3 separate regions of the Mus musculus genome follow, and regions 1 and 2 are each linked to region 3. The links are chromatin loops, found by intact Hi-C in ENCODE. Cell type or tissue: heart. All regions are shown on one strand.

The links. A loop is a pair of places that touch in the nucleus more often than their neighbours do. Peaks named below come from ENCODE experiments on the same cell type or tissue, not always from the same donor. Only the 100,000 strongest peaks of a DNase experiment are listed, where the experiment ranks them.
Region 1: a loop joins it to region 3, with 5 times the contacts of the local background. A loop is called at or near these places in 2 of 42 quality-filtered maps.
Region 2: a loop joins it to region 3, with 2.3 times the contacts of the local background. A loop is called at or near these places in 5 of 42 quality-filtered maps.

The regions. Positions count from the first base shown.
Region 1 is chr7:141,899,151-141,907,150 of GRCm38, reverse strand. Tollip (toll interacting protein) reads left to right here and starts at 4,690. Exons shown (of 6, transcript NM_023764.4): 1 at 4,690-4,875. The coding sequence starts at 4,843. In heart, no CTCF peak of the experiment used is centred here; a DNase peak (open chromatin) is centred at 4,640; H3K4me3 peaks cover 1,979 bases; H3K27ac peaks cover 1,790 bases; H3K27me3 peaks cover 2,598 bases.
Region 2 is chr7:141,946,093-141,954,092 of GRCm38, reverse strand. It overlaps Brsk2 (BR serine/threonine kinase 2), which reads right to left and starts at 4,342. Exons shown (of 20, transcript NM_001009930.3): 1 at 3,914-4,342. The coding sequence starts at 4,007. In heart, CTCF peaks have their summits at 3,229 and 5,839; DNase peaks (open chromatin) are centred at 3,352 and 4,462; H3K4me3 peaks cover 2,043 bases; H3K27ac peaks cover 437 bases; H3K27me3 peaks cover 7,653 bases.
Region 3 is chr7:142,092,259-142,100,258 of GRCm38, reverse strand. It overlaps Dusp8 (dual specificity phosphatase 8), which reads left to right and starts at 4,975. Exons shown (of 7, transcript NM_008748.3): 1 at 4,975-5,336. Gm32786 (a long non-coding RNA gene) reads right to left here and starts at 6,093. Exons shown (of 7, transcript XR_870057.3): 1 at 5,920-6,093; 2 at 4,181-4,582; 3 at 3,315-3,399; 4 at 1,461-1,649. In heart, CTCF peaks have their summits at 4,455 and 4,773; DNase peaks (open chromatin) are centred at 2,308, 4,918, 5,908 and 6,218; H3K4me3 peaks cover 3,000 bases; H3K27ac peaks cover 2,354 bases; H3K27me3 peaks cover 4,044 bases.

The DNA of each region.
Region 1 (8,000 bases), 190 kb after region 3:
TTCAGTATCCCTGATTGGGTTCTGGCACACTCTTTTTGCAAAAAGAAATCACCTTGCCAAATTCTTTCACTCTGTTCATGTGTTTCTTTGTGCAACACCAAGATTGTTCTATTCCCAATAAAAAAGACAACATAGGAACATATGGGAGAGGGTTTAGGAAGTGGGATTTTGTCTGGATTGGATGATGCTAGGGAGAAGAGGCAAGTCTATTACTAGACTTCTAGAAATTCTTATGTAGACAGAACAATATGAGGCTGAGGTTAGTCTGGCCCCATAGCTGTCATACTAGGTAGGACTGGAGGCCTGCTTATTTGGTTCAGATGGTATTCTAATTGCTTTCTATTGCAATGATAAACACCATGACCAAAAGCAACCTGAGAAGGAAAGAGTTTATTTGGCTTACATGTTACTCGAACATTGAAAGAATCCAAAACAGGAACTCAAGCAGAATAGGGATCTATAAGGCAGGAACTGAATCAGAAGGCACGGAGAAACACTGCTTACCGCCTTGCTGTCCAGGGCTTGCTAAGTTTGCTTTCTTATCCAACCCAAGACTTACCCACAGTAGGCTGCCCCCTCCCACACACTATCAACAATTGATGGAGAAAATGTCCCATAGATTTGCCTGTAGGCCAATCAGATGGAAGTATTTTTTCAGTTGAGGATCCTGTTTGCCAGATGACTTTAGCTTCTGTCAAGTTGACCACCACCAACAATCACAACCACAAAACCCACCAGTACAAACAGTATTCAGACTGTTCTCCTGTTTTTGCCTAATGTTCACACAGTGGCCTTGCTCAGCTAACCTGTTCATGGTTTGGCAAAATACCAGAGTGAGGACAGCAGACTATGTGCCCAAAGCTACCAAATATTGTGTTGAATCCTGGCTTTTCAGGCTGTGCCCTAGGTAACTCCACCTACAATCAGCATTTGGCTTCATCTTGAGTGTAAATGGACAGGGGGGAAAAAGCTCTCCACTTGTTGAGCACACAGACAATACTACCTGTCCAGCACCATCTATAACACAGACTGAAAATCACTTGTTTGTGCAAGTAAAAGAGTACCACCTATGAATTTATCAAAGTGGATTGTGGACACATGGGTGTATTAAAATAGCAGAAGAGAGAACTGGAGAGATGAATCAGTGGTAAAAGAGCACTCGCTGTTCTTTCAGAGGATCTGGGTTCTATTCCAAGCATTCACACTATGGCTCAAAACTGTAACTCTAATACCAGAAGACCCAATGCCTTTTTTTCTGGCTTTCTCAGGCATCAGGTGTACATGAGGTGCACAGACATACATTCAGGCAAACACACATAGACACACACACAGAAACACACACACAGCCTATAGACTTACTGAATATACTAGACTAACAAAGGATGCACTCCCTCACCCCCCCCCTGTTGGAAATAATATAATAAAAGGTCAAGATGTGAAAATAAAGCAGTTATTTGGAACTTCAAAGCCTGGGTCAAATAGCTCACTTCCTCCACCTCCTAAAGTTTCAGCAATCCTCCACTTCCTAAGGGTTTAGCAATCTTCCAAAACAAGACCACCAACTGGGGACCAAATGTCTTTTTTTTTTTTTTTTCCAAGACAGGGTTTCTCTCTATAGCCCACACTGTCCTGGAACTCACTTTATAGACCAGGCTGGCCTCGAACTCAGAAATGCGCCTGCCTCCGCCTCCCGTGTGCTGGGATTAATGTTTTAAGCACATGAGCTCACGGGGAGTATTTCACAACAATGGGTATGTGGACAATCATGTTACTTCCAACTTCTTTCTTTCTTCTTTTAGTTTTTACTCTTTTTTCTTATAAATTTGTCAAGCTTTTTAATACATTGAGATTAGCAACCCTGCCAGATACATAGGAGGTGTTTTGTCACTTTTAAAATTATTGAGGTAAAAGTTGTATACATGACAACGCACAGATCACAAGTACAAGATGGGTTTTGACAATCTTTTTTTTTCTTTTAAAGAATTATTTATTTTATGTATGTGAGAACACTGTAGCTCTCTTCAGACACACCAGAAAAGGGCATTAGATCCCATTACAGATGGTTGTGAGCCACCATGTGGTTGCTGGAAACTGAACTCAGGACCTCTGGAAGAGCAGTCAGTGCTTTTAACCACTGAGCCATCTCTCTAGCCTGCGTTTTGACTACTACCAGTTATCAGATGATTGGATCTAACAAAAGAAATAGGACCAAACCCTGTATGATGGACAACATGGGCAAAGCTTTGTTGAGACTTCAACTCATGAGCAGAGGGACTTAATGCCAGTTGAAGAGGTGACCAGGCTGCTCACTCAACTAAAGTGGCAGCAGGCTTTTATTGATTGTTTTTCCTGGGAAAGACTAAAGTTTGGTAATTTTTCGATGTCCATGGGCATGTTTTCCTTCTTGTGAAAAAGTATTCTGGCCTTCGAATTTACTTAGTTGATTTAATCTAGGAAATTTTAAGTTACGTTTAGAACTGGTATCAGTGTCTTGCTTAAACATCCTGGCCTTGTGATTTGGTCTGAGCCTTAAAAGGTCATAGAACCTCAGATAATTAAGTCACTATGCTTGGCAAGAGGAAGCACATACCTGCTCCAATGTCCAAGTTAGCCCTGTGGTCTTGGACATAACTGCTTTTCACCCTTTGGTTTGTAGACCAGGCTGGCCTCAATTTCCCAGTCCTGCTCCCATCTCAGCCTCCTAATGATCGGGATTATAGATATGTGCCACTGTACCCAGCAACAACACATTTCTCAGAGTTTCTGTGTGTCTCCATACAGAGTTGAGTAGCATCTTGTGGCAGTTGAGCCCATAGGCTCACATTGGATTAATTGATCCTCAGTGGTGTATTTGAGAAGGGTTAGGAGGTGTGGCCTTGTTGGAGGAGGTATGTCACTAGGGAAAGACTTTGAGGTTTCAAAAGACTGATCCCAATCCTAATATGTCTCTGTCTCCTGCTTGCCTCTCAGTGGTTGCTCCAGCCACCTGCTATCTCTGCTCCACCATCATGGACTCTAACCTTCTGAAACCATAAGTCTAAATTAAACTCTTCTGTAAGTTACCTTGGTCTTATCCCATCAATAGAAAAGCACTACAAATCCGAGTCAAGAGTGAAGGCAACAAAGGGGACAAATACAAGATGATGAACACAGAGATGCTAAGCCTTTCATCCATTTTCTGTTACCCATAACCTCTCTGCTGAGTGGAGTCAGTACTAGCAGCAGAGCTAGTTTTCAAGTTTCTGCAAAGTAACCTAGGTGAATTTTATCATAGTCCACCTATACCAGAGTTTCTATCTGCTGCAAATCTAGTAGAAACAAGTAAGATTATGTCCAGCCACGTGATCCCCACCATGAGAGAGCTTTAAGTCAAGGAAGAACAAATGCTGTGGTTCTGCTCTGACAGACTGTGCCAGGGCTTGAACTGATTTCAGGAACGTACTGAAGCATTTTATGAGATAAAGTTTTTTCTTGGGAACAATTCCCCCTTGGTGTTGTTGGTGGTGGTGTGTGTCTTTTTTAAACTGCTTAGTACTGAAGGATTTGGGATTCATCAGAGGCCATATGTGTGGTCTTAGTCACAAGGGGATCCTATTGTGCTATCCAGATATAATTTTATACAACAGGTTGTCTGCTGCATGTTTAGACACAAGTCACAGGTTTTGTCTATAACCAAGAAGAAAGGATTGAGCAGGGATGTGGACACCAGGAGAGATCAGGGGTCTCTTTAAAACTCTGTCTGCCACAATGGATAGTCTTTTGTGTCTTAGCTTTATCAGCATAGAGATGACAGTTTGGGCAACAGGAGCTAGAGACCGGTGAGAACTGGATATAGATCAGTGTCCAGGAACAGAGCCCAGATGCAGTCCCATGTTATGCCAAGGTAGAGACTGTCACTAGAGTTGGAAGATGTAATCTTAAAGATGAAAGGAACACAAGAGAACATGGTGTGAGTGAGGAAATGTTCTTGGTACTCCTAGACAGTACCAAGTCTATTGCCGCACAAGTAAAAGGGGACCTACAGACTGGTGACCACCATAGGGTAAACTCCTTATAGGAACTACCCTGGTTCTATCTGGCCAAGTATTCTTCTGAAGAGAGTGCTCTGAAAAGGCAAGAGTGGGTGGCCCGGGTTTCCTAGGGACAGATCTTCATCTCTCCATTCATTTAGCAAATCCAAGGCTGGTGGAAGTTTTCCGTCCCACTCTTGTCTCTCCTTCAGCTTGGTTTCTTCTTTTAAAATTTAAATATAAATGTTCTCCCTCCCACAGAATTTTGAGGTAATTCAAGAGCTTGAGGGTAGCTGGTTCTACTGCCATCTGTTTTTTTTTTCGCTCAGGCAGCCAAACCTCAGTTTTCTCCAAGCGGATCACGCACCTGCAAGCGGTGGTATCACAGCTATCTCCAGTTAGGTGACTAGACGCTGTGGCAACTCGACCGAATTGAGATGTGCGTCCCTGTTCTAGGTGTATGCGACTGGGTGAGCAGGCTTCTGCCCGCAGGAGAGTGTTCAGGTTTAGGCATGCGCAAACAGTCTGACAGCCATTTTAACGGGCTGCTGAGCGCCCGAAGGGAGCCACTGCGCAGGCGTGTACGGGAGACCCATTTCCCCCTGAGGTCGGAACACGCGTGCGCGGATTAGCCGGAAGGGGCGGGGCCAGCTATTGCCAAGCTCTGTGCTTTGGGAACGCCGGGGTGGGGCGGGGCGGGGCGACTGTCAGCTGACTGAAGAGCCGATTGCCTCGCGGGACAACGGTCGGCGACGCAGCTTGTGGTGGGAGCGGAAGAGCTCTCCCGGCGGGTCTCTGTGCAGTTGGCGAGGCAGAGGGCCGCCGCAGCACCATGGCGACCACCGTCAGCACGCAGCGCGGGCCGGTGAGTGCTCTGGGCCAGAGCCTGGCTGGGGCAGTGGAGCCTGGGGTCGGACTCCTCAGTCTTTTACGGGGCCCCTCGCGGGTTGCTCTTCCGTCCCGGGGCTTCGCGGGTCCTACCTTCGGGTACCCACCCGGAGCAGCGACTCTCGTCTATCGGACATCTGGGGTGGAGGAAGGCAGAATTTGATGGTTCCCCAGATGCCCACGGGCCCTGAAGCTCCTGGCCTCCTTCATGGAGAGGGATCCTGACTCCCGTGGTCCTCCTGGGTGGAGGCCCTGAATAGGGTTCCTCTACACAGAAGAAACCTTACCCCATTGGTCCCCAGATGGAGTGGGACCCCGACTTCCCTTAGTTCCTCAGATAGAAAGGGCCCTGAACCCCTTACGTTCTCAGATCTATCACCTGCTTGGTCTCCCAGATGGACACAAGCCCTGACTCTTGGTCTCCCAGATTGAGAGTGGTACTGACTACATTAATTTCCCAAACTGAGAGGTGCCTTGGTTCCCCGTCTCTCAGAGGAGTGGAGTCGGACACCTTTGGTCCCCCAAAGGAGAGAGATAACCTGGTCTCCTTGGTTTCAGAAATGGTGAAAGATCCCACTTTGTAGTCTGTCCTTACTTGTGACAGTTTCCTCTTCTCCCTAACATCTATAGAAAATAGGGTACTACCTCTTGAGCTTAGTTAGTGGCTACCTTTTCAAGCCTCAATTTCTTCATTTATAAACGAGGAGAGGGGAGCAGAGAACTTGGAAGACCCAACAGGGTTGTCTCTTCAGGATTGTCTTGGGTTCTATTATACTACCTGTCTCACCTCCCCTAGTGTGTATGGCCTCCCAGTAGCTCCCTGAGACTGGTGTGGGTGGGATGTTGTTAGCCAACTGTGGCTGTGTGGAGTAGAACATTGTTCTGATCAGCACCTCAGTGCCTTTTCCCCTGAAGTTAATATTGAGTGTGCCTGCAAAGCCTGTGGTTTCCCAGAGTTTTTTCACCCTGACAGCTTGGTGTTGATTGTGTGTGTGTGTGTGCGTGTGTGTGTGTGTGTGTGTGTGTGTGTGTGTGTGTGTAACAGGTAACTCCTTGGGATAGATTACTGATTTCCTGACTTTGAAGAAAGCCTCAGGCTTGTTAGATGCTTTTTAGGAGGGCTTTGAAGCCAGATCTCCTGAGCCACTGTCAAACTTGGATGGAGATTTCCAATGTTGGAGTTACTTTCATGTTCATCAACCCTTCTTCATCCTCACGGTGTCTCAGCAAACTATAGAAGATTGATGGTGGCTGCCAGAGGAGAAAGGGAGACAGAGCTTTGCCCTTTTCATATCCCCTGCCAAGTGGACACATGGCCAAGGAGAGTGGACCCTTTCTTACCGTGTGGTCTGAGAGTGTCCTTATCTCTTGTGGTTCAGGCTGAGTTTGAATTCATCTGATGGTGAACTCCATGTCTGTCATGAGTAAGAAGCTATCTTTCCCTGTTGCTTAGAGAAACTCTGGTGTTGTACAGAGCTGCAATAACCTACACAGTGATGAGTAATTGGGAGTGTCAGATGATGTTGATACTAGCAGAATCTGTGGAGTCAAATCCTGACGTTTGATCTTTCTACTTGCCCAGAGTTCCTGGGAGAATGTAGTCATAGAAATACAACATAGACAGCTGAGTGGTTTTAGGTTTTCATGACTTGTAACTTTGGGCTGTAAGAACTTGTCATAAGTGACGGGTATCTCAAGGTTTATTTGGGATATGCATATCTTCATCATAGTATTAGTGGTCACAATATTTAGAGTAACTGGACACTGAGCCACAGGTGTGGAGCACAGGGACACAGCTATGCATCGTAACTTATGTAAGCCAGAGAATGACAGTCACCATCAGATCTGTGCTCTTTCCAGTGACTTGATGTGGGAGGACTGCATGGGCCATAGCCAGGGTCTCTGTAGAATAGAAGGCCTTGAACTTCATCTGGGAAGTGCTATTTCTTAGAGTGCAGACCTTTTTCAGTTTTCAACTTTTCACTGGCCACTTCACCTGGAATGATATACTCATCTACCTCTGGATTCACTAATATTTGAAAAGCTTTTAGCCAGTTGTCAAGGTCTAGTAGAACTGCCAGAGTGTGGTATGCTTCTCTGCTATTCATATCACACTCAGGGTTGTATGAACCCTAAGTGAACCAAGTGCTGCTTCTAAACAGATGAAGTGCATGCATTTGGTCAGTGCTGGGTCCTGCAAGCAGCCTTCTTTGTGTAGTCCAACCGGGATTAGACCATGGCCCAGTGTCTCCATCCTATGAACCTGGACTTAGGCTTGGGCAGTTGACTCTGTAGCTGACCTTTACCTCTGAGGAGTGGAAAGGACTGACAAGAGTATCTTGGCAGGCTATAAAAGGCAGAGGACAATCTCATCAGGGTGAGGAGGGCTCTCTGTCCTTGGTTAAGGGTTTAGGTGGGCAGGTATGAGGACAGATAGCCGCACCTACATGGTTGTAAAGGAATAAGTTCTTCCCTGGGATATGTGGTCTTTTATAGTTTTAGACTTTAGGGTGTTTTTTTTTTTTTCGTGGGTGGGGGGTTAAAAATAGCCACTGCAGGGCACTGAACCCTATGCTATATCTATATTGCTTTTGAAAATGCTGGTATTTTGAAATTACCAACCCTTTTTGCTACTAAGTCCATAAACCCACTCCTTCCCTACAGTGAGTGACTTGTAGGATCCAACTTCTTGTGGGGATACATGTAGGAGGTCTTGCTCCCTGGAGGCTGCACCACATGTAGGGCTGGCATTTTGAAGGTTCTCCTTTATAGATGTGTTGTGTAGAGTCCCACAGGTTCTGCCTTGTCCTGTGTGAGATGCTGGTTAACCAGTGAGCTTTGCCAGAGACCACTGACTCTGGCTTTGCCCCTCCTCATTCTGTGGGTGGTCCTTAGTGTCCATGCCTTGCTGAACCAATGACTTGATTAGTGATGGCAAAGTGATTTTTTTTTTAATTTGTAGATTACTTTGTATGTATGAATATTTCCCCTGTGTATATGTATGTATACCATGTGCATTCTTGGGGCCCATGGAAGTCAGGAGAGGGGTCAGATTCCCCAGAACTGGAGATACACATAGTTCTGAACCATGTAGGTGCTAGA
Region 2 (8,000 bases), 150 kb after region 3:
CTTATTCTTCGAGCACTCCTCCCCTTCCATAGCCTCTGTGCCTGCAGAAACAGCTCTCAAGGAGAAGAGGAACTCCTGAGCAAGTGTGAACTGTAGGAGGAGGGCTAGCAGTGCCCAGGCTTAGCTACGGAGAGGGGCAGGAAAGAGCAGAAGAGAGGCAGGATAGCTGCGTGTCACCTGATATGAGCTCTGAGCAAGGCCCCGGGCAGGCAGCAAATCCTTTTCTCTGTTCCCAGTAAGCACAATTCTCTCAGAGTGCTAGCTTTGAAGCCGCACTACCCTCACCTGTGCAACTAGGTCAGATGGCCAGAGCCAGATGGGAAGGAGGAGGCTTGTAATCTACAAGGGGCTCACAGCAGGGACCAGAGGAGCGTGGTGAGTAGTGATCACCAGACACTGTATGTCACCCACCTTCATTGCCGAAATGGCCACCAGGCCCTTTCCACCCATAGTTATGGGCTCTGGGCCTTGGCCCCACACAGCTTCTGACTCAGCCCTCACCAGCCTGACCCATCTACAGGGACTGAAACAGAAGATAATCGATAGTTCCTGCTTGACATTCAAAAAGTTCCCTGGTCCAACAGCCACCTTTACTCCTGCTCCTGTTCACTTTACCACCCTCCACCCATGAGCACCAACACCCCTGGTCTCGGCAGGTGTGCTACGTGATTCTCACCTGTCTTCCTCTACACCTGTCTCCCTTCCCACCCATCTCTTCCCACTTACTTGTCTCTCGTCTGTTTCTTCTCCCACCTGTCTTTCACCTGTCCTCTGATCTGCCCCTTCACCCTTCTCCCTCACCCATCTCTCCTCTGTCTTGGCTCTCCATGACCCAACTCTTCACCCTGACCTAAATCTCCTTGACCCATCTCCCCAGTCGCCTGTCTCTCTTACCCTTCTCTGCCTCGTCCCACCTGTCTCTCCCTCACAGACTTCTTCTACCCCATGATTCATCTGCAGCTTGGCAGTCATCAGAGCTCTCTCCCAACCTCTCAGTGGCTGCTTGGAAGTGTGAAATGGATGATGATTCGTCTCTCACTGTGACAGCCGATCTACTGCCTGTGAGCCCAGTCAGGATGGAAGGAAGGCTGTCCTGCTCATTCTTTCCCTTGCCTTGGCCTGACTGACCACTTCTTGCATAGTAGCAGGCCCTGTCATCACCCCCTATAGTAGGTCTGTGCTGGCAAGTATGGTCTCTCTCTCTCTCTCTCTCTCTCTCTCTCTCTCTTTCTCTCTCTCTCTTTCCATCAACACAGGCTAGAGTCATTTGGGAAGACAGAAGATCAATTGAGGAAAAAAAAAATGACCCCACCAGATTGGCCTATAGACAAACCTATGGGACATTTTCATGATTAATGACTGATTCAGGAGGACCCATTCCATTGTGAGTGACACCTCTTGGGTAGGTAGTCCTGGAGTTGCACGGGAAAGCAGGCTGAACAAATCAGGAGGAGCAAGCCAGCAAGCAGCATTCCTCCGTGCCCCTGCTTCGGTTCCTGCTTCCAGATTCCTGCCTTGCCTTCAGATCCTGCCATGACTTCCTTCTATGATGGACTGTGATGTGCAAGCTGAAATAAACCCTTCACTCCCCAAGTTGCTTTTGGCTATGGTGTTCTAGCACAGCTATAGAAGTCCTAACAAAGACAAGGTCCTACAGGCCCTCTCGGGCTGTGAGCCCACAAAGGCAAAGTTCTAGTATGGGTAGAAAAGTATCCTGCCTCTGACAGGCAGAGCAGTGAGGCCATCTAACTGTCTGGAGGCAACATCTTGAGGTACACCTTCCCATAGGTGATGGGGCTTACACTGTTCCACAAAGTTCACTGCCACCAGACTATGCCCATCCATAGCCCCAAGAAGCAGCTTCTGTCTGGATAGACAGATACAAGCAAAATGGAGCAAGGGTTAGTGTTGAAATGAGCAGGTGGGTAAAAACCGAAAGCCATCTGTGTGTGTGTTCCCAAGACATGTGGTCATGCCAGGAGAAGCCCTCAGATCAGCATGTAAGCAGGGCAGCAGTGGACAGTGGTCTGGCTTACACTCCCTCATCAAGCCTTTCTGGCAAGAAGTCTGCCTCTGCCTGATCCTGGTGTAGCAAAGAAGGCTGAGATACAGCAATTCTGCTGACATCTGCTGCTAATTGACCAGGTTCAGCAGATACAGTCAGGATCTACCTACAGCCACCAGAACGATCCTCCAGTAGTATAGCAGGCAGACACTCAGGATGAACAGTCTCCTGAGCGGCACATTTGCACTCCTTTGTCGCTCAGTAGTCCGGAGAGAGGGCGCATCCAAGGATCCAGGAGCACGATTGCTAGGGTCCTTCTATATCACCTGCCATCACTGTGTCATTAACTATAGGACCATGTAATGCCACAGAGAAAACAAGGAGACCAGCCCCTGCCCAGAGTCCACAAGGCACCGTGCATCATTCCCTGCTCTCATCACTTACACACCCAGGGCTTCTTTTAACAACGTTTTATTGGTACAATTAGATTATTTCACTGTCCCCTGCATTCTGCTACTCCAGGCTCTTCCCTCACAAACTACAGTTGCTCATCCCAAGAAACATGCAGAACTCAAGAGAACACCAGCTGCCTATGCCTTTCACTCAGTCCTGGGCCCCTTGATCAGTGCCTTGGTGTTGACTGCTCAGCTCAGGGGTTGACTCCAGGGTGGGAAGCCCTGGGGCTTGGAAAAAAAAAAAACCCACCTGCCTTTGGCTCAGTGACATCACAGTTACGAGCCTCCAAGAGAACTCAGCCTGGTCCACCTTCTTCTCAAATATCATCTTCTACCACTGCCTCCCTGAAGCCCCAGGGGTGCTTGTAGAAGGCTCCCAAGCCCCCACCTGAACCACGCTGCACCTCCCCACTGTCCTCCACTCCCCGGCCTGCACTGGCTCTGGGGAACTTTTTCCAAAGAGAAAGGAGATGTGGGCAGCGCCAATCGGACCTTTGGGCAGCCGAAGACAGGCCAGTCCTGGGAGAAGAAAGAAAATGGCTGAGTCCCAGCCTCCCACAAAGACGACTGTGTGAATGCGCCTCGCTGACCAGATGAGGGGGCTGACTAAACCTAGGCTGCCCCAGAAAGCTGGCCAAATGTAAGGTAGTTCACGGCTGGTCTATGGGAAAGCTGTGCAGAAATGGAACCTGTCCAGGGAAAGACAGTGAGGACTCTTGGGGAGGTTCATTTCTGCTGTAGGCCCTGGTCTGTTTCAACCGCCAGGCGGTGATGTATGGCCCAAGCCCAGGAACCGTCACCCTCTACCTCCCCAGGGAAACCCAATGTCGCAGACGCTCGGGCTTGAGACTGGGTGCAGAAGAAGGCGCTGTCCAGCTTTCCTTAGGTTCCTGCGCTGTCACCCCCACCAGAACGGGAGGTCCAGCCTAGGAAAGCCAGGCCAGGACCTGCCGGGCGGTGGCCGCTGCCTGGAGGTGGGGGTCATGCGGCCGGGACGCAGCTGCTCAGGCAGCACGCCTATTAACGCGGCAGACGGCAGATGGGCGCCCGCTCGTCCCCCTCCTCCCGCGGCACAATGGGCCCGGCGCTCGCTCCGGCGCACAATGCGGGCCCCGGGCCGCGCACCTGCAGCGGGACTGCCAGGAGTCGCCAGGCCCGGCCCATGCTGCCCCAGTCGCCGTGCGCCCCAGGCCGCGCTGCATGTCCTTGGGCTGCACCCGCCCTCCTGCAACCGGTGGGCTGAGGGGCTCCACCGCGGGACCCAGGAGTGCGGCGGCCGCCGGCGCACCGCCGCCCATTGTTCGCGGCCGCCGGGCCCAGCCTGCAGCATCCCTGCTCTGCGGCCTCACTCGGCCCCACCCGGCCGGTCAGCACGGTCTCCCTGGCCCCACGGCCGCGCGCCCGCCCTGCATCCCGGCCCCGCCCGCGCCCCCAGCCGCCGGCGCGCACGCACCTGTCTGCCCCTTGCCCAGCGTCTTCTCCAGCCGGTAGGGCCCCACATACTGCGCGTGCTGCGCCCCGCCGCCGTCCTTCCCCGTCGATGTCATCGCTCCCGGGCCCCGCGCCGGCGAGTGGGCGCCCGGGCGCGCGGGCAGGGAGGGGCCGGCCAGCAGTGCGCCCGAGTCCGCCGAGCGCCGTCCGCGCTGACCCGGCCCGCGGCGCCCCCGGGCGGGCCGCGCTGCTCCGCGCCCCCGCCGCCCCCCACGCCGCACCCGTACGAGGCCGGGCCGCGGGAATGCCGCTCTGCCTCTCTGAGAGGACCCGGCGGGCGGGGGCACCAGGCTTCCGCCGCCACCTCCGAGGCCCGCGCCCCGCGCCCCCCCCCAGCGCACGCCCGTCCGCGGCCGTGCAGCCGAGCCCCGCCGAGCAACCGAACCGAGCCACTCAGCCGAGCCCAGACGAGCAGCCGAGCCGCTTCGAGTGCCTCCGAGCCCGAGCCGAGCCCGAGCGAGCGCCACCGGCTGCAGCTACCGTGACAACTGGTGCTTGCAGCTGTCAATCAGAGGCATGGCCCAATCAGCGTCTTCCGCCTGGACCGCCCCGCCAGTCTCTAAGAGCGCGCTGGGCCAGGAAAAGCGAGATTGGGGTGTTGTTGGGGCGGGGGCGAAGGGGAGGCCAGGACAGAGCCAGGAGCCTCCGGAGAGTGCTTTAGCTGCCTGGTGCCTTGTCATTAAAACGAATGCCGGACGGCGCAGGAAGCAGACCTTGGGAAGACGTCCATGTGGTCGCCTTGGTCTAGGGGTTTCTCCCTGAACCCCTGGGTTTTGGAAGGAGTTTTCCGCCCTCGCGAGCGTTTTTCATATAAAACGGGGCCATTGGATCGTGGCAGGGTACTGCAGTCGGTTTTGGAGTGCTGGTCACCAGGCACAGGTGCTCCCTGCAGGGTGGGGATATTGAGCATTGGCAAAGATATGGCACGCAGGCCGGGTTCTGCAGGCGGTGTGGAGATACTGCTTTTAGGTTGGGTTGCTGCATTCACCGTGGGTGCTCTGTGCAGACTAGAGCTCTGAATACAGGTGATCTGCGTATTAAGTGTAATGTTTTATGCCGGGCGAGAGAGCTGTAAGCTGCAGTGTCCAAAATGCCCTGGAAGCCATTCTCCACCCGCTGTTTCTGTTCCCGTGGGAAGAAGGGGACAGCGTTTCTTTGGTATGCCAGTAGACATCAGTATAGCAGGGCCAGTGAACTCTAGCAGAGGCTCTCTGCAGCAGACCCCCTAGTGCCTCCAAGACTTTAGCGGTAGACCCTTTCTATGTTTAAGAGAAGCAGAGAGTCAAGGAGATTCATGGCACCTAAGATCCAGAGAAGCCTCTGAAAAGAGTGTGGCCTTAAGGACGGTGGTGGAGGCGGTCAGGCCTACTGGGACTCTCTTTTTCTTGCATGAAACCCTTGTGTTTCCTTAAGATGTGCTGTGGAAGGTGGTGGAAGAGAACTGATGGCGGCCAGGCTCAGAACTTTACAGATGTGGATTATATTTACTGTGTACTTCAATGGAAGCTACTCTAGTCAACAGTGTACTACTAGGTGAACAAGTCCCAAGGTATGAAGTGTCCCCTCCACCTTCAGCCACCTGCTTGCCCCTGCTCACCTTAGGTGTCACCATGTGAACTTGAGGAGCGCCCCACTCTTTCCAGCACTATCTGGGAAGACCAATGGAGAGTGAGGACATTGTGGCCCATTCAGAGTTCCAATGTAAGAGAGAACTAGCCTTCAGGACAGTTTCCCCTCCAAAGAGCTGGCCTGATCTTTAGAAGTGGTAGATTTAGGGTACTAAATGTTGTCCTGGAATGAGCAGTACTGTCCTGTTAATGGGGACACACAGGCAGTCACAGAGAGGGAGCCTGAGGCCAGTGCTCACACCACTAGGGGCAGTGGTGATTTCTCAGCTGCATGGAAGAGTATTGGGGACCTTGAAGTGGAGTATTAGAGGAGATTTGGCCAGGGGTGGTCAGCTCAAGTAGAACATGGGTACACAAGTACGGGCCAATGATCCACATAAGAGAGGAAAGGAGGTGTCAGGTGTGTCCCCATACCTACCCTGCTGGTTACCTGGCCTCCCTGCTTACCTTCCCACCTTTCCAGTGTCCTTGGCAGCATTTGGTCTGTGGCTATCTATCTTCATCTGGTTCCCAAAAGTTTTATATTCAAGACTCTGCTTTCTCCCTACCTGCAGTCCACTGTCTACCTCTTGGTCTCATCCCCTCTCTGACTGCACATTTTTGTGTGTTCATCTAACCAGTACCAATCAGCAGGTCAGGTGTAGCATCTTTTCTCTTGGATGTGCAGCCCTCCCTCCAGGAACAGCTGTGTCCCTGCTCTACCTATAGCTATACCTAGTGACTATTGCCAGAACCACCTAGAGCCCAGCCAAACCTGTCCCAGAAATCCTCCAAGTCTACAATTTTACAACAGATGGCACACCCCCTATCCCCATCTCTGTGAAATCACAACCACAAACTCTTTGGCCAGTCTGCCATCATCCAGGTTCAGTGGGTAACATTCCAGTAATGGCCAGCCAAGAGGTATTGTGACCATGGCTAGTTCCACTGTATCTTGGGGACAGGAGCTGTGACTGGTCTGGTGCTTTTGAGCAAATTGGCCTGCTCCAGAGTTCCAAAGGGAGGTCCTTGTTCGAACCAAGAGGCCCCTCCGGCAGATCAGCCTCCCACTACACCAGCACTTTCAGAATTACTTAACTCAGGACCAACACCAGATAAAGACAGGTTAAAAAAAAATCAAAAAAAAAAAAAAAAAAAAAGGAAGTGGAAATCCACTACCTAGTAACAAAAATCCTTAATAGAATGTCAGCAAATTGATTCCAGTGATACATGAAAAGAAATCACGGGAACCTGTAGGGATTTTGCCCAGGAATGTCCAGTTAATGTTTTAAACAAATTTTAGTAGGTTAGGCCATTGGGCCAGAAAACCCTAGAGTGCGCATCATTTTAAAGAATGTTTTCCCGTTGCCCACCTAGTGTCTGGATGGTACCAGAGCCATTAGCCTGGGGATCCCACTGTAGCTCCTCAGCCTTCTCCACCTGCTTCATTTGGGTTTTGTTCTGAGACAAGTTCTTTCTATGTATAGATCCAGGCTGGCCTTAAATTCACTTGTGTAGCCCTGGATGGCCTCAAGTTTGCCATGGTTCTCCTTTCTCAGCCTTCCAGTTGTTGGGATTGCAGGCATGTACTGCCATGCCTGTTTTCTGCCTGCCCAGGGACAATGCTACAGAGCATTTAGGGGGACAGCTAGGAGGGAGACCAAGAAGCAAGAAGAGACTCGGAATGCCTGCAGAGCAGGCCGCTTCTAGTTAGCCAGGGCTGATTTAGAGAAAGCAATGAGGTTACACAACCCAAGACCGAGATGTATAGGTCCCAGGACAAAGGCCACTACTTCGGGACTGCTTTTACAAAAATTCAGCCGTGGGGCCTGGACTTGGGAAGGGGCTGATCCATTTGTGGGACTTAAGAATGGCAAGTGGCCAACCTGTATGGCCGTGTGGGGTGTGGTTAGAAAGTCCTACCTCCTCTGGTTTCTCCACCCTGCCTGTTATTCCATTCACATTTGTCCATGAAGGAACTGAGGCTAAGAAAACGCAGCACTGGCCTTGGGAAGGGTTGCTCAGTTCTCCAAAATGTGGATAAGAGACTGTGGATACATCTGAAAAGGACCACAGACACTGTACGCTGGGTGCATTTTCCCACACTTTCAAAAAATTGAAAGCAGACTGGAAGGGTCACCTCTTAACACGGGAGCTTTTGTTTCTTTCCTCCTTAACTGTCTGGCACATGGGATGTTGTTGTACAGAATCTGGGGCCCCCACAGCCAGGGCTCTAGAAGCCAGAGCCAGATGCAGGATTACCCGGAGCAAGGAAAGGAGACATTGTTTCCAAGGCTTCCTGGATCGGTTTAGAGCATTAATCCATTTCCTGGGAAACAGCCCAGGCCCCTGAATGCATTCCCTAGGAGACAGCACCAGGGGGCCCTATCCTGGCTCCTCACTGTCTTGTACGTACAGTATGGCAAAGCAGTGGAAGGCAGG
Region 3 (8,000 bases):
AGGCAGTGAGATTACCATGAACTCCAATCATCCTGGACTATAGAGTGAGTTCAAGGTCAGTGGGTTACAGAGCAACATCTTGTCTCAGGAAAGGGCTAGGGGTGGGATAAACACCGGTTGGAATAGCACTGCAAGCCTCCTGGAAATACAGCAACACACGGACGTAATTGTGGGAGAGCTACAATGAAGAAGCATTTCCCCGGCTTGGAGAAGCATAACGGCAGAGTCCATACCCATTTCCACATCTGTGTCTGAGTACTGACAGCATTCACCCATGAACAAGTGAAGGGCTGGGCTTAAGGGGAGTCTGTTTACTTAAATGCAAACATTTTTAGTTGCCAACCCATCATCTTCCATAGTGGCCACACCAGTCTACATCCCTGACAATAGAGAAGAGGCTTCACTGTCCCCCACATTCTCATCAGCATCTGTTGCTTTTGTTCTCTTGAGTCTGACTGGGGCGAGATGGAATTCCAAACTGGATTTAATTAACATTTCCCTGATGTATGCATGTTTTCCAAACAAATAAAAATAGGACTACCATATAGCCCAACTACTAGTAGCCCCCAGGGCCATAGACCAAGGCTAGGTCCATATTCCACAGAAATACTTGCACACCCACATTTGCTGCTACACCAGCCAGGAAATGGAATGACTCTAGATATCCATCCACAGATGAATGGCTAGAGAAAATACACACAAAATCGGATGCAACTACAACATTAAATGAAATACATCAAGGCTCAGAAAGACAAACACTACGTGTTTTCTCTTGTAAAAAGAATGCAGACATTTTTGGTGGTGGTGGTGGGAAGGGGTACAGGACATGAATCTAGAAGAAGTAAAGGCTGGGGAGATGGCGCAGGTGTTAAGAGTGCTACTTGGCCAAGCCTGAGAACCAGCTTTGGGTCAAAGCACCAATGTAACAAAGTCTCAGAGATGCTTGTAACCCTGGCGCTCACAGGAGTAAAGACAAAGATCTCTGGAGCTTGCTGGCTTTTAGCATAGCTAGAAAAGTAGAAGTTCTAAGTTCAGGAAAAGACTCTGTCTCAAAGGCAAAAGTGATAGAAGAAGATATATTCTATGTGTGCACAAATGCACATAAAGTGCATGCCCATGTGAAAGCACACACACATCTGCATACACACAAACTAAAAAGAGAACAATGAGAAGGGACCCTAAGGGATGTGGGAGAGGAGAAAGAGAGGAAAATGGAATCTGTGTGAGGGAAGCAGGGGGAGCTACTAGGGGGACAGAAAAGCTGCCAGAAAGAGAGAGGCATGGGGATGGTGGAGGGCAGTTGTGGTGTGTGTGTGTGTGTGTATGTGTGTGTGTGTGTGTGTGTGTGTGAAGTATCATAATGAAACCCATAACTTCGCATGCTAAGTTTATATTTTAAAGGGGTAGATAGTAACAGGAAGACTAGAGAGAGGTTAAGAACAGCAGTTAAGAACACTTACTGCTCCTGCAGAGGACCCAGGTTCAGTTCCCAACACCTACATGTCACTCACAACAGTCTGCAAACCCAGTTCCAGGGCATGTGACTTCATCTTCTGGCTTCTGAGGGCATTGTGTGAGTATGGTGCTCACCCACACATGCAGGCAAATGTTTATAGACATTAAACATAAATAAGTAACAGCCACTTCATCTGTTAAGAAAAAATAACAAAGAACATCTCCTTTTTAAAGAGCTAAAAAAAAAAAAAAAACAGTTTGAACGGTGGTACATGGGGCTGAGGAAGATAAATTCTAGCAGGGACCAATGTTCCATTCTGTAGGAAGACACAGAGTTCTGCAAATGGATGGTGGTGGCAATATATAGCAAAATGAATATTCTCAAGGCTTCTGGGTTGTACTCTTCAGTGTTGAAAATGCACATGCGTATTTGACTTTAAAATATAATTTAAAAATAAAGATTGAGGATATGGCTCTGTGACAAAGTAATTGCCTAGCATCCAAAAGGCACTGGGTTGGATCCCTGGCACTGCCACACTTGTGGTAATAAAGGTAAATATATATTTTTTTTAAATCAGGAAAGGGACATCTGCTGTGCCTTAGAAGTCAGGCTGGGCAGTCCAAGGGCACAGGTGGTTCTAATGCCTCACAAACTGAAGCAGAGCTGAACAATCATTTTTCTTTGCCAGGCCGTGGGTCAGTCTCTGGGGTGACCTCCTAGCTGCACCTCAGGCGGCCAGCCTGCACAGTGTACTGTTGTGAGCAGCAGAGGGCGCACGTGGACAGAGCAGACAGACCCAAGCTCGCTGCACCTGCTAGACTTTGAGTGAACATCCAGGCTCCGCACTCTGCAGCAGCCAGTACTGCCTTAGTCTGGGCGAGCCGCTAGCACTTGCAGGGTTCTGTCAACACAAAAGAATCTAAAAGGTGTCCTCAGGCCTGGGGCCAGTGTGGTGCAGAAAGTCTGCCAGAGGTTGGATCTTGTCCTCTGTTGGCACAGATAGATGCAGCTGACTGGATTCGGCTCTGAAGAAACCACACCCTGAGACTGCTTTGCTAGCTCCAAACCTTTCTCATCAACTTTCCAGACTGCCTCATTCCTTGGGGTGTGAGGGAACAAGATGAAGAAGATGGGGATGACCCAGCACCCACTGAGAAGGCACAGGTCTACAGAGCAGGTACTGCTGGAATGGGCCATAACTAGTGTCATCTATATGGTAGAGCCTAGCATGTCTACCCACAAATTGTATGTGTATAACCATAAGTATGTCCTAACCCAAAATTATAAGCTTACTTGAAATACTTTAAGGTTTTTTTTCTTGCAACTGGATTATATCGTATACAATATTGTGTGTTCCAGTTTCAAAAGTGTGGGGACAGGCTACTGGGTAAGCCCATTTACCTGGGGGTTCCAGAAGGTGCTTGAACCTGGCAAGAATCTGCCCCCAGCACAACTGAGATCTAATTGGGCACTCCTAGAGTATCAGACCATACCCTGCCACACTCTTCCTCACCTGGATACCCTCTTAGGGGTATCTACTGGGCTCCTCTTGAGACTGGAAGAGTGAAAAGCAATGCTTGCTCTCTCTCTCTCTCTCTCTCTCTCTCTCACACACACACACACACACACACACACACACACACACTAGCACCCAACAACTCCTTTGTCAGCCTCCACACCTTCCGCCCCAAGCTCTTTCAGGGCTGCTGCTGCCTCCTCCTGAATCCTACATGACCCGATTGCCTGAATCTGCCCAGGTCTCGGCTTGCGTTACTCCCCCTCCCCAGACCCCCAAACTCCCCATTTCCTGGACTCAGAGTGGGCAGGAAGCCAGCACATCAACCACCCCAACACTGACCTGAGTAAGCATCCAGTAGAGCTGGCCATCTTCAGCCTCGAGGGCTACCTTCAGCAGGAGGTATCAACAGCATTTAGGGCTCAGCCTGAGTCAAGGAGACAAAGATCTGAACCCAGAGCCAACCCCAAACATCCCTGGGGCTCCCCATGCTTCCTTCCTGGCAGCACTCCCAAGTTGTTTGTTTGTTTTGTGCTATTTCTGAGCCAGAGACACCTCTTCCCTCCAACCTGTATTAATCCCAGGCTAGACTCCCAGACTCCCCTTGGGCTACATAGAGAGGTTTCTGCAAGCCGGTTCTAAACACTCATAATGAACCAAGCCAAGCTGGATACAGTAGGGTAAAGGAGAAGGTCCCTGCAGAGCCTTGCCCAGCACCTAGTGTGGTCTGCAGTATTCTTCACACAATCTATACTAGCAAAGGAGTGCTCCTTCCTTTGTGCCTGCTTCACTCTCTGTGACCCTTCCTTCAACCAGCCATCTCCTAAACTCTGCCCTTCATCGAGTGAGAGGCTGGACTTCCAGGGAAAGTTCAGGACACTCCACCCCCCTCCCACCCCCCACGAGACTCATATTATCTGGTCACCTCACTGTCCACCTAGTCAGGGCCACGTTTTTGAAGTATCTGAGAAGGTCTGGCATCATGGTGGGTGCTAGTAATCTCATCACTCAGAAGGCTGAGACCAGCCTGGCATACAATAAAGAATTTTCTGCCAACCTGTTCCCGAGGAGGAGGGAAAACTAAGGGAAACGTGGCTTATGTTTGCAGGTGGACCACTTTGGCACAAGACTCCCCTTCCTCTGAGACCTGCCTGACCCCTGTGTATTTCTGCCCTAGTTGTAATTACCCATGTTTTTTGAGTGCTCACGTGGTTGTGTTCACACAGTGGGATGGAGCCGACAGTCCCCAGCGGGCAGGGGAGATGTCCGGGTGGGAGTAGAGGTCGTTTCCAAGCGGCTTTTCATTGGAAGCTGTCAAGAACTGGATGTCATAGGTAGGGGGGCAGCGCCGCCCTGGGGAGCACACCGGTGGGTCTGGAGCCCCGCCCCCTGATTTCCCGGGATGAGTGACCTGAGGCAAACCACATCGCCTAGGAGCTTCTTCTGCAAAGTGTAGAGCTGGACTTCCACCTCCAGGGGTCGTGGAGAGGACAAACGCGGATGCTGCAGGTAAGGCCCTTTGCGGCCGCAGCTCTCCATGACCCTTTTCCCTGGGCCGCACTGGGGCAGGGGAGGCGCACTCTGGGAGGGCGTCCTCTCGCGAACAAAGGCTAAGGGAAGGAGAGAAATCCGTGACAGGTTCAGTCCAGGCGGGCCGAGAGAGGGAGACCCTTGCATACTAGGACAGTAGACGCTGGTTAGAGTGCCGCGAGGCAGAGGGTTCTTGGGGATACCAGGAGCCCTGAGCTGGGAAGGCTTCCTGGAGGTGGGGAGCTGCGGCGTGCGTGGCCCCTTTAAGAACCGATGCCCGAGAAGCTTGGGGCGCGGGGGACGGAGGGCGGTGGCAGAGAGACCCACGGCCGCCGCCAGGGCTCCGCACCCAGCGCCCGCTCCGCTGACGTCACCTGCCCCCGAGCGGCTCACTCTGATTGGCTGCAGGTGACGTCAGGGGCTTTTTCGCTCGGCATGACCTCATCCCCACCGGCAGCCCCGCCCTCCGCCCCGGGCCTGTCACTCGCGGCTCCCGCGGTGGCCGAGCCGGCTCCGCGGACCCCCGCCCCACCCGGACGCCGGACGCCGGACGCTGAGCCGGGCCGGAGCTGCCGGCCGCGCCCGCCAAGTCGCGGGCTGGGATGCGCGCCGTGAGCGCGCGTGCCCGACCGCAGTACGCGCGCTCCGTCCCGAGCGAGCGCTCCCCGCGGTGGCGGCGACGACGGCGGCGGCGGCGGCGACGCGCCCCGCGCGCCTCTCCGGCCCTTGCCCCGGCTACGCGGGCCCCCGACGGGCCCATGGGTGGCGGAACGGAGCGGGCGCCCTGAGCGCGGCACCGGCGTTGGGGGCAACCCCAGGGCAAGCGAGAGCCAGGTGAGCCAGGCGCTGACAGCGGTCGAGTCCTAAGCCGGGTGTGGGCCCAGGACGTGCGGAGGTTTTTGCGGTTGTGTGCCCTGAAGGAAGAAGCTCTTTGGAGCACCGAGAATAAATGGCTCTGCCCCGCGAGCGGCGCGCGCTGCAGATCCGCGCCTGCAGTGCGCTGTCTTTCTCGGCATATTCCTTCTTATCTGGAGGGATATATATAAGAGACCTAGGGATTCGCGGGGGAGGGCTGAGATCCAGCACAGATCGGTGAGAGTCCCTGCGAAGCGCCCCCGCTGGCAGCCAGATTTGGAGAAGGTCGTCCGCGGCTGCAGCGGGCAGGGGGATGCGAAACCTCCGACGCCAGAGGGTCGGCTCCGGCCTGCGGTAGGCTCCTTATCTGGAGAGGAAGCTATAGGACCCCCCCCCACTCTTCGACTCGCATGGCTGTCCCGTCACCCCCACTTCATGGTGCTCCACTCGCCTCTGCGGATAAAGAACATCCTTACCCGACGCAGAGGCTGTAGGCGCGATGCTGGGGGAGGGGCCGGCACGGCTGCCTCCTGCAGCCTGTCTCCCTGGCCTCTCTGCCTACCTTGGGAGGGAGCGGCCAGTCAGATGCTGCTGGTACCCTTGTGCCAAACCTTGCAGGTGGAGGAGCAAGAACAGGCTCAGCTTCCACTAGATCAGACCTCTTGGAATAAATTGGCCTCTGACTCCTTGTTGACAGGGTGTGCTGCGCCTGCAGCAGATAGATTGGGGGCCTTGATGGTGCAGTGATGGGGGTGGGGGACCAGTGTGGCATCTGCAATGCTCTGTTGTGCAGTATGGGGTGGGGGTGGAGGTGCTTCGGGTCAGGGGCACGGCTTCTTTCACAGTATGAATGAATTCAGAATGGAAATCCAGTGACCTGTAGACCCAGCCTCACATTTACTTGCCCCTAGGGTAGCTGGGTGGGTGAGGGTAGCTTACAGTGCCAGGCTCTGCCCTGGGAGATCAGAGTCCCCGTGCATTCACTATTTGGTTAGCAGGCACCTGATACAGATGAGCAGATCATGTGACCAGGAGCTGTAGGTTCATCTTTATGTCTGACTTGCTGCAGTCAGCTTAGGGACCTCAGGAGAGTTGCTGGGCAGGTTCTCGTTCCCTCCTGCTCTGTGCCCTTGGGGATACTTGAGGATACCTCTGGGGACTTAGCACTGAACACAGACGCAAAAAGATGCTTCAAGTCAATGTGTATAGGACTCCTGCCAACATCTTTCTTCTTGGGCTGATACTGAGGTTTCAACTCAGAAGTTTCAACTGGACAGTATTTCGGTGGGGTGCATCTGTGGGTTTGGAGAGAGTTCAATATGCAGCTCACAGAGGAAGCAGGGAGAGGCTGAACCCACAGCAAGAGAGATAGTTATGCTGTGCTCCTAAGAAATGTGTGAGCCAAAGACCCTGACTGGACCTCTCAGGACCACAGCTCCCTCTGACCTCCACTGTCTCTTTTTTTGGCCTGGCTATTTGCCTGACTGAGACAATGTTTCTGTTCCCTCTCCTGGGGCAAGGGTGCAGGGTAGACTGGCCAGAGAAGCCAAGGACTCAACTGCCATGCAGGAACATTTGAGCCCCTCCCTTTAGGAGATGGTCTCTGCCAGGCTTCAGAAGTGCCCAGTGTGACAATGAGCTGGCATCTCAGCATCTTGGGCCCCTAATTTCTGGCTCTTTCCTGAGAGCCTGCCTGGCTGTGAGCAGGGATACCCAGGTCAGGTTGTTGTGAGAAGGGACCCAGTCTTACAGGGGTTAATGGGCCTGGCAGCCATTTCTAGAAGTAGGGAGTTTCTTGTCACTAGGCACTGAGCAGGAGTAGATTAGTGAGGATGCCATTGAGGACTCGGGCTTTTATTGGTCACATAAGGACTTGGGGACCAGAACATGTTGTGTGGGAACCCCAGTGTGAAAGGCAATGGACTGGCACTTGGTATGTGGGCACCGGGGGCTTTGGTGTGCAGAAGGATTTGTTTGCAACTGTGTATTTCAGTCATGCACTCCAGGAGGCTGTAATGTCTTCTGTATGTGCAGAGGGACACATGTGTAATTGCACTCAGGGACAAGATGGATTGTCAATAAGGCATGCATCTGCGAATGTACAAAGGGGAGTGTTCCTGTGCCCAGGGAACAGTGCCACAAGGCCTGAGCTGTGGACCTAGCCTTCAGCAAAGGGGGTTGCCTGGGACCTCCCTGAGGGGTGTGGCCTAGGAAAGGCTCCTCTTAACTTTGAATTTAGGATTGCTTGTCTCCTGGCTCAAAATCCTTTGATGAAGGCCTACAGCCTCTGCATAAGGGGTCTTGACCACTTCCCCAACCCACTTCAAGGCTCCTGTAGAACAGGCTGATAGCTGTTCTCCCTGGGAAGAACTGGGAATGTATGTTGCTTTGCTAAGATATTACATGGTCTGTCTGTGCCCTGCTGACCTTCTCAAAACTGGCCCTACATATCTATTTCAAGCCCCAATGAATTCTATCCAGCACTAGGACTAATGCCCAGCATGGAGGAAGCCAGGGGTGGGGGTATAAGGAGATGCTGTTAGGATGTGCCACTGAAGAACAGCATAGTGCAGAATTTCCTATGTGAGGGGGCTCATCCAGATCTTTGCAGTGCTGTATACAGATGGTCTCAGAGGAATGGGG